3 separate regions of the Homo sapiens genome follow, and regions 1 and 2 are each linked to region 3. Evidence: chromatin contacts called from ENCODE Hi-C or POLR2A ChIA-PET data. All regions are on one chromosome and are shown on one strand. Each heading gives the region's core, a stretch centred on a gene start or an enhancer-like site at or near the end of the contact. The rest is flanking DNA. Distances are from core to core; before and after follow the strand shown.

The links. Hi-C counts contacts between places; a loop is a spot of excess contacts on that map. ChIA-PET counts read pairs that join two places held with the same protein, here RNA polymerase II (POLR2A). Pooled maps may share reads with other maps.
Region 1: a map of CD4-positive, alpha-beta memory T cell shows a loop between it and region 3 (21-fold over the local background). The contact joins two enhancer-like sites. A Hi-C loop is called at or near these places in 6 of 168 maps with a recorded cell type or tissue (B cell, CD4-positive, alpha-beta T cell, CD4-positive, alpha-beta memory T cell and 3 more), 5 of 37 single-sample maps with no recorded cell type and 15 of 50 pooled maps. POLR2A ChIA-PET finds 5 or more read pairs at or near these places in 1 of 52 experiments (T-cell).
Region 2: a loop to region 3 is called in a pooled map, with 2.3 times the contacts of the local background. The contact joins the promoter of RGS19 here to the enhancer-like site in region 3. A Hi-C loop is called at or near these places in 1 of 50 pooled maps. POLR2A ChIA-PET finds 5 or more read pairs at or near these places in 2 of 52 experiments (H1 and T-cell).

The regions. Positions count from the first base shown.
Region 1 is chr20:64,119,322-64,122,021 of GRCh38, reverse strand. No RefSeq gene overlaps it. Among named protein-coding and RNA genes, the nearest start is that of NPBWR2, 13 kb to the right of the region's middle. RefSeq lists enhancers at 1,312-1,606, 1,275-1,774. Within about 2 kb of position 1,446, at least 2 of the 41 ENCODE cell types and tissues checked have a DNase peak (open chromatin) inside an H3K27ac peak, as active enhancers do.
Region 2 is chr20:64,078,225-64,080,924 of GRCh38, reverse strand. It overlaps RGS19 (regulator of G protein signaling 19), which reads left to right and starts at 1,407. Exons shown (of 6, transcript NM_005873.3): 1 at 1,407-1,631. OPRL1 (opioid related nociceptin receptor 1) reads right to left here and starts at 843. Exons shown (of 5, transcript NM_182647.4): 1 at 573-843. RefSeq lists silencers at 259-432, 826-1,505.
Region 3 is chr20:63,785,103-63,787,802 of GRCh38, reverse strand. The region is part of intron 2 of ZBTB46 (zinc finger and BTB domain containing 46); the gene reads left to right. Among named protein-coding and RNA genes, the nearest start is that of ZBTB46-AS1, 22 kb to the left of the region's middle. Within about 2 kb of position 1,387, at least 8 of the 41 ENCODE cell types and tissues checked have a DNase peak (open chromatin) inside an H3K27ac peak, as active enhancers do.

The DNA.
Region 1 (2,700 bases), core at 197-2,696, 330 kb before region 3:
TTGGACGTTTGTCCCCGAACCTCATGTTGAAATTTAATCCCCGATGTTGGAGGCGGGGCCTGGTGGGAGGTGTTCGGGTCATAGGGAAGGATCCAGAATGAATGGTTTAGTGCCCTCCTCATGGTGATGAGTGAGTTCTTGCTCTATTAGTTCCCACACGAGCTGGTTGTTTTAAAAAAATCCTGGCATCGCCCCTCTCTCTCGCCTCTTCTCTTACCATGAGACACCTCCCGCCATGAGTGCACGCTCCCTGAGGCCTCCCCAGAAGCAGGTGCCGGCACCGTGCTTCCCGTACACCCTGCAGAACCGTGAGCCAAACAAACCTCTTTTCTTTATAATGGCCCAGCCTCTATCCTTCTCCTCACCTAGGAAAAAGAAAAAGAAATTACCCAGCCTCAGATATTCCTTCATAGCAACACAAAACTAGGACAACACTGGTGCCCAGGCCCCAGCCCAGACCAAGCACATCAGAGCCTGGGCATGGGGGTGGAACCAGCTCCAGTGAGCTCCTGAAGTCCCCAGGGGATTCTGTGCACATCCAGGGTGGAGAACTTGGCCGTAGACAGTCCAGACAAAAATATTCTTTATACGATTAGCACAGAGTTGTTGTTTAAACTCAGTGGTAAGAACAGAACACAAGAGTTTTAACAGGAGTCATAGTTTTCACCATTAAGAATCTTTACCTACTATTGGAATCCAGGTACACACATTTACCCTGGGGTTTAATTTGCTGTGTAAAATTGACTTGGTTCTTTTACAAATTGCTGGCAAGTTGAGGTTGGGGCCACCACAAAACAAGTCTCTAGCAAGACAAAGAGCATAGTTGTGTGTTTGGGTCTCTCCACACCAGAATGGAGCTCCTTGTGGGCAGAGGCTGGCTTGCCCCTTGTCTTAGTCTGTTTCCTGCTGCTTATAACAGAAACTGGGTAATTTAAAAGAAACAAAATGTATTTCTTACAGTTCTGCGGGCTGGGAAGTCCAAGGTCAATGGGCCACATCTGGTGAGGTTTTCTTGCTGGTGGGAACCCCAGAGTCCCAAGGCAGTGCAGGGCGTCGCATGGTGAGGGGCTGAGCGTGCTGGCTCAGGTCTCTCTCTTCTTATAAAGCTACTAGCCCCACTCCTATGATAACCCATTAATCTATAAATAAATTAATCTATTCATGAGGGCAGAGCTCTTGTGACCCAATCACCTCTTAAAGGCCCCACCTCTCAATACTGCCACATTGGGGATTAAATTCCAACTTGAGTTTTGGAGGTGACAAATATTCAAACCACAGCATCCTTAAATCATCAGAGACTGGCCTGCCTGCCCCCATGTCCACTCGAAAATGAATGCCGCGCAAGCCCCCACCCCCACCCTACTGAATGGTCCCTTTTCCTCTGCAGCAGTTCTCGGAACTGGCCACTGGGGGTCAGGGTTGGTCCGCGTCGCACAGAACCTGGCTCAGCCAGGAGCCACAGGAAGGACCCTGTTCCTCTACCCCAGCCAAGGGAAAACGGCGGCCCCTCTGTGGTTCAGCAGAGCTAGTCCAGGAACAGTGGGGCTTCAAAGTGCTTCCCCTCCATGGCAGAGCCAGCGCTGGCCTGCTGGTCTCCCAATTCTTTGCCCAGGCTAAGAAGGGCGCACACACACACACACACACACACACACACACACACACTCTCTCTCTCTCTCTCTCTCTCTCTCTCTCTACCTCCGGGAAGTTCTCCCTGCCTGTGGCTTGCAGCTTGCTGCCGCTCACCAGCCTCCCGTCCTACTCACAGCTGACTTGAGGTCAGTGCTCCCTCCAAGCATCCACCTGAGCTGCCCAGGCCCAAGGCCGAAACCCCAGACCAGGTCCAGAGCAGCACGGGCAGGTGGGACCTCAGATGGGGCTGGCCCAACACGTGCAAGCCTCCAGCCTGAGGCAGGAAAATTACGATCCCCATTTGACAAGTGAGGAGACAGAGGCTCAGAGAGGTTGGGTAACTCACCCTGGGCCACACAGCAAGGAAAAAGCCAGTCCCAGACCTGTACTCCTGACCTCCACCTGGTCTGCTCCCCTCAGGAGACTATCTAGGCCACAGTGGCACCCTTGACTGGCCTGAGTTGGGAGCACAGGTCCACAGGGCTCTTTACCCGGTTCCACGGCAACAGTCCCCAGGCCACATACCTATGAGCACAGTTTGGACAGTGGAGCAGTCTCTGGCCCGACCACAGGCAGCACCCCAGGAACTCCACGTGCCTTCGGGGTGCACTCAAGTGGGTGGGGAAGAGGGGCCTAGAGCTCCACCTCAGCCTCCTTTGTCCTGAGTGAGCAGGGCCCCACTCACCTCCCCGAGCAGCCAGAGATGTGACGGAGCCTCTGTGGGCAGAAAACATCTCCCAGGTGATAAGCAGCAGGTATGAGGTCTCCCTGGTGAGAGTGTGAGCTCCCCACATTCAACACTGCCGGAGCCCTGAGAGGAAGCCACAGGCTCTGGGAAGCTCCGTGCGGAAGCTGAGTGCCCTGTTGCTCCACGGTTAGCAAGCACGCTCCAGGGAAACTCCATCAGAGCCTCCTGTTCCCATCTGCTAGATGGGATGACAGTAGTACTGCCCCTGGCCATTGTGGAGACAAAATGAAACACGGATGTATCTTTAGCTGTCAGCACCCGGCACATAGGAGGCATTCAGAACCAGAGACAGACCAGGAGGAGGCTCAGATCCCAGGAGTCGG
Region 2 (2,700 bases), core at 158-2,657, 290 kb before region 3:
CTCCAGCTGCCTTTGCACCCCTCAGAGTTCTGTGAAGGTGTAAGGTGTGCACCTGACCTGTGCAACTGGAAGGCATTTTATGAACAGATCCCGACACTGGGAACTATCCGGGTGGAGTGCTTGTGCTGGGGAGGACAGGAGCTGCACACAGCCGGGCCAGGGGAGGGGCGGGGGGCACAGATGCTCTGCAGACACTTCCAGAGCAGGGTCAGGGCCACCCTGACACAGGGCCAAAGCATGCTGCGATGAGAAGCCTAACCCACGTCTGTACCGAGTCATAAAGGATGAGAAGAGTCGGCCAAAGGGACAGGGCGTTCGTGGCAAAGGGGACAGTGTGGCCTTAAGCTTTAGGACATCTTGGGACACACGGGTCAGCAGGGACTCTGCCAGGCCCCACAGGAGACATTCGGCATGACTCCGGATGCAAGAACCCGCACCCCCAGTTCTCCCCAGCCCCGCAGCACAGGAATCTCCCCCTTCCTTGGGAACCCCCCACAGCACAGACAGGCGGCTCTTAACCCAGTTTTACAGACGCGGCTCACGGAGGCGAGGGGTGGGCCGGGCTGGCGTACCCGCCGATCGGTCCTTTGCAGCAGCCTCCTCTTTCCCAAGCTGGGCAAGCAGCATATGGGGCCCAGCTCTCGTGCCTCCACTGTCGTGGAAGTCCCACACGGATGGCAAAGCAGGAACGGCCCCGCCGAGCAGAGTCGGGGGCCACGGCCACACCCCCATCTACTACCGTGCGGCTCCGTCCGCCCGGGAGCCAGGGCTCCACTATGAGCACCTCGACTCTCCGGGCCACCCCCAGGCGACTGTGGGGGCCGACGCGCGGGCGGGGCGGGTGGGGTGCGGAGCCGGCCGAGCGCGGGGCGGGGCGCGGCGGGCGGGGCGGGCCCGGCGACCGCCGGCGCGAGGAAGTCCCGGCCCCTGGCTTTGGGGAAGTGCCGCCGAGGCGCCTGCGCACTGCGCCCCCGCGCCCCCTCCCCGACTGTCGGGCCGGACCTTGGAGCGCGCGGGCCGGCGGCGGCGCGAGTGGCTCGGGAGCGCGGCTGGTGAGTGCGCGCGCGCAGCGCCGGGGACAGCGGCCCTGCCCCTCCCGGCCCGGGCCCGGGGACCGTGCTGGGCGGGAGCTTCGGGAGCCGGCGCACGGGACTCGAACCCCAAGGGCTCCCGCCGCCAGGTCCACGTGGACCCTGGGCCGCAGTGGAAGTGGAGCCCGCCCCCCGCGCGTGGGGGAGGGGGCGCCGCAGCCGGGTTCCCCTTTTTCTGGAGCTCAAAGCCTGGGGAAGTGATTGCTCAAAGGTGGGGGCCGGAAGAACCCAGGTTTCCGCGTCTCCCTCCCCCTCTCAGCCCGGTGAGGAGGGGCCGGGGCGGGACACCCTGTCCGCCCCCGCCCCCACCCCGCTGGATCTGGCAGCCACTCAGCCCTTCGAGCTGTAGGGGAGGCGCTGCGCCCCCGGCCCCAGCCGATCGGGGGCTCCTGGCGCTAGCCTCCCTCCAGAGCGCCGCAGGAGTCCCTCCTGCCGTCTGACTTGAGTCCCTGCTGCTGCAGTGCACGCCCCTTCGGCAGCCAGGGTGGGGCCCAGACCCAACCTGGCCCCTCCTGCCCCCACCCCGCCTTTGGGTCGCTGGTGAGTAGGGAGCTTTGAGGTAGGGGTGGGGGCGTCAGAGGCTGAAGAAAGAGGCACCTGGAGGAGAACACAGGCTTCTCCAGACTGGACCCTAACAGCAGAGAGAGGAGCGTGGTGGGTGGGCCACCACCACCATTTCAGAGGTGGGGAGAGCTGGCCTTCCCTGGAGGGGCCAGGCCAGGGCTCGCCCACCAGCCAGATGTGGAGGGTGGCAGATGGGAAAGGCCCTGGGTAGGAGCTAAGGACTGAGAATGGAGCCCCTCTTCAACCCCCCTCCCAAAGGTTATGACATTTTTTTCTGGGATTGTCACATTTTCTTATTCTTTTTTTGGACTGGGCAGGCTCTGGGACGTTCTTTTTCCTTCTGTGGAGCAAAGCGGCAGCCACTCCCAAGGGATCCTCTATCCCCAGAGAGCAGACGTGCCGCCTATCCAGCCTATCCCATCCCAGACTTGGGGGCCAAAGCCTGGGAGGCTGGGGAAGGGGGTCCCCAATGCCAGGTTGACAAGCAGGAGGACCCTAGTTGAGACTCTGTATCCCCCAGGAGAGACGGGGGGAGGGTAGCCTGGGGACATGGGTTGCCCCAGTTGACCTGAGAAGGGTACAGGAAGCCAGGTCCAGGGACAGGTGACCAGGTCCAGGGCCTGCAACTGGGAAAGAAGGGGCTGGCTCCCTGCTCTGCAGCAAATGCAGCCCCTAGCACCCCGGCCCTGCACCCCTAAACACGTCCCCTCCTCCAGTTCAGAGCTGGGGTGGAGATGGTAGCCCAGGGGGACAGTCTCAGGGGTGCTAGAGTGTGGGGGAGGACCCTGGGTGGGGACAGAGAGGAGGAAGAACTGCTGCCTGGGGAAGCCACAGACAGCCCCGTCTGGGTACAGCTACCAAACCTCAGGTTGCCACGCCCCTTCCTTTCCCTAGAAACTTGACCCCTGAAAGAAAGCCCAGCTGCAGGGCTACTTTCGGTCTCCTCATCTACTTGCTAGGAGCCCGTGGGACCCCCAGTCTCAGAGGAAACTGGGCCGGTGGTGAGGGGCCAAGGTCCCAGGGGATGCTGCACCTGCCCCAGACT
Region 3 (2,700 bases), core at 138-2,637:
TATCATTGTGGTAGAACATACATAATGTAAACCTTACCATTTTAACCATTTTCAAATGTACATTTCACTGGCATTAAAGTCACGCGTTGCTTGATGACAGGGATAGGTTCCAAGAAACGCATCGCTAGGCGATTCTGTTGCTCTGGGAGCGTCATGGAGCGCCCGTCACAAAACTAGAAAGTGCAGCCGGTTATAGGCCCAGCACAAACCTGCCAGTGTTAGTTACGGTGCTGAGCACTGCAGGCAGCTGTGGCACCATGGGAAGTGTTTGTGTGTCTAAACATAGAAAGGGTGCTGTAAAAATAGGGTATACAAGATAACGGCATGCCTGGGTAGGGCCCCTGCCATGCACAGAGCTTGCTGCACTGCAGGTTGCCCTGGGTGAGCGAGTGCTGAGGGAACATGAAGGCTGAGGACAGAACTGTGCACTGCTGCAGACTTTATAAACACTTGGCGTGGCCTACACTAAACTGATTTTTTAAAGTTGTGCTAGGATGTGGCGATGGCTAGGATGGCGATGGCTAGGATGGCGATGGCTATTCCTGTCACGCCACCAGGTGACAGGAATTTCCCGGCTGCGTTCTAATCTACGGGACCACAGTGGTTATCTGTGGTCCATCCCTGACCAAAATGCCCTTCTGTGGCGCATGAAGTTCTGCGATCACAACTTTTCCATCATCCCAAAGGGAAACTGTATCCGTCATACAGTACCTTCCTCTTGCCTCTACCCCACCTGCGGGTAAATGCTGTTCTACTTTGACACAATGTAGATTTTATTCATTCTCATCTGTTGTTGCTGTGCGTCCTGCACTGAGCTACGGCCAGACCCTGGATGTTCAGTAAAAGTTGGTGACCACGTGCAGTCGCTCAGGCCCAAAATCCCTTTTGGAGGCAATTTGGGAGGCCGAGGCATGAGGATCCCTTGAGGCCAGGAGTTTGGGACTATCCTGGGCAAAGTAGTGAAATCCCATTTCTAATACAAAAGTTATCCGAGGCCGGGCGGGGTGGCTCACGCCTGTAATTCCAGCACTTTGGGAGGCCAAGGCGGGCGGATCACAAGGTCAGGAGATCGAGACCATCGTGGCCAACATGGTGAAACCCCGTCTCTACTAAATATACAAAAGTTAGCTGGGCGTGGTGGTGCGCGCCTGTAGTCCCAGCTGCTCAGGAAGCTGAGGCAGGAGAATCTCTTGAACCAGGGAGGCGGAGGTTGCGGTGAGCTGAGATCGCGCCACTGCACTCCAGCCTGGAGACAGGGTTGAGACCCTGTCTCAAAACAAAACAAAACAAATCAAAAAACCTCAAAACAAACAAAAAACAGCAGTTGGTTTAACTCAGCCTCGGGCTGAGTTGTGCTCCATCGTGAGGCTGTCCTGGGTACTGCAGGATGTTAGCAGCAGCCGTGGCCTCCACCCACAGATGCCAGGAGCACCTGCCTTTGGATCCCCCGTTGGTACAACCAAAAATGTCTCCAGACATTAGCAGTTGGGAAAATCGTTTCTCTATGTGCTGCTGTGCGTGTGGAGAGTGTACAGGCAGCAGGTCAGGGCCAGTGGCCTTTCCATCTGCTTGTAACTGTTTATAATCTTCCACTAGCTCCAACTAAAATCTGAGAAGCAGTGGTCCCTGGCAAGAGACACGGCTTTGGGGGGTTTATTCTGATGTTTACAGATGCGCTGCAGGGTCCGTTGTCAGCACAGCGAGGCCCCTCCCAGTGGTCCCAGGCCACCTCCCTGTGCGTGCACGTAACTCGCTGGCAGGTGCCCGTGCTGGAGGCCTTTGTATTATGAGAGTCGATGCAGGCACTGAGAAATAGTGCACTCCTTAAGCCTGTGGGCTGAATGCTTTAAATGCAGTTGTCGAGCAGAAGGTGTTTTTAGAATCCAACAAGTGATTTTGGCTGTGTACTTTTGTTAGAGTCTTAAATCCCTTGGGTTTCCAAGGCAACTGTGAAACTCTTCCATTAGATTATTCCGAGTTGCTAAGATGAGGACACAAGGCTGTGAGCTGTGTGAGGATGGAGGATGGTTCTGCCCACGCTGTGGCGGCCAGTGACTCCCTGAGCTGCGTCCTCCGTCTGAGCCCTCAGGCTGGGATTTGGAAGCTTGGGGTTTGGAAGTAGATCATGATCCCATGGAGGTCAGTTTGTTTCCATTAAAGATTTATTCTATCTTAGAGAAGAGGATTTTTAATTTTCATCCCATTTATAGAAGCAAAGGCCCTTTTTTAAATTTTTTTTATTTTTGAGACAGAGCGTCACTGTCACCCAGGCTGGAGTGCGGTGGTGTGATCTCGACTCACTGCAGCCTCCGCTTCCTGGGTTCAAGTGATTCTCCTGCCTCAGCCTCCGAGTAGCTGGGATTACAGGCTCCCGTGACCACGCCCGGCTAATTTCTGTATTTTTAGTAGAGACGGGGTTTCACCATATTGGCCAGGCTTGTCTCGAACTCCTGACCTCAAGCGGTCCGCCCGCCTCAGCCTCCCAAAGTGCTGGGATTACAGGCGTGAGCCAGTGTGCCGGGCCACAAAGTCCCTTTTCCTTCTTTCTTTTTCTTTTCTTTTCTTTTTTTTTTTTTTTGAGTCTCGCTCTGTTGCCGGGCTGGAGTGCAGTGGTGCAATCTCAGCTCACCGCAACCTCCACCTCCCAGGTTCACATCATTCTCCTGCCTCAGCCTCCCGAGTAGCTGGGACTACAGGTGC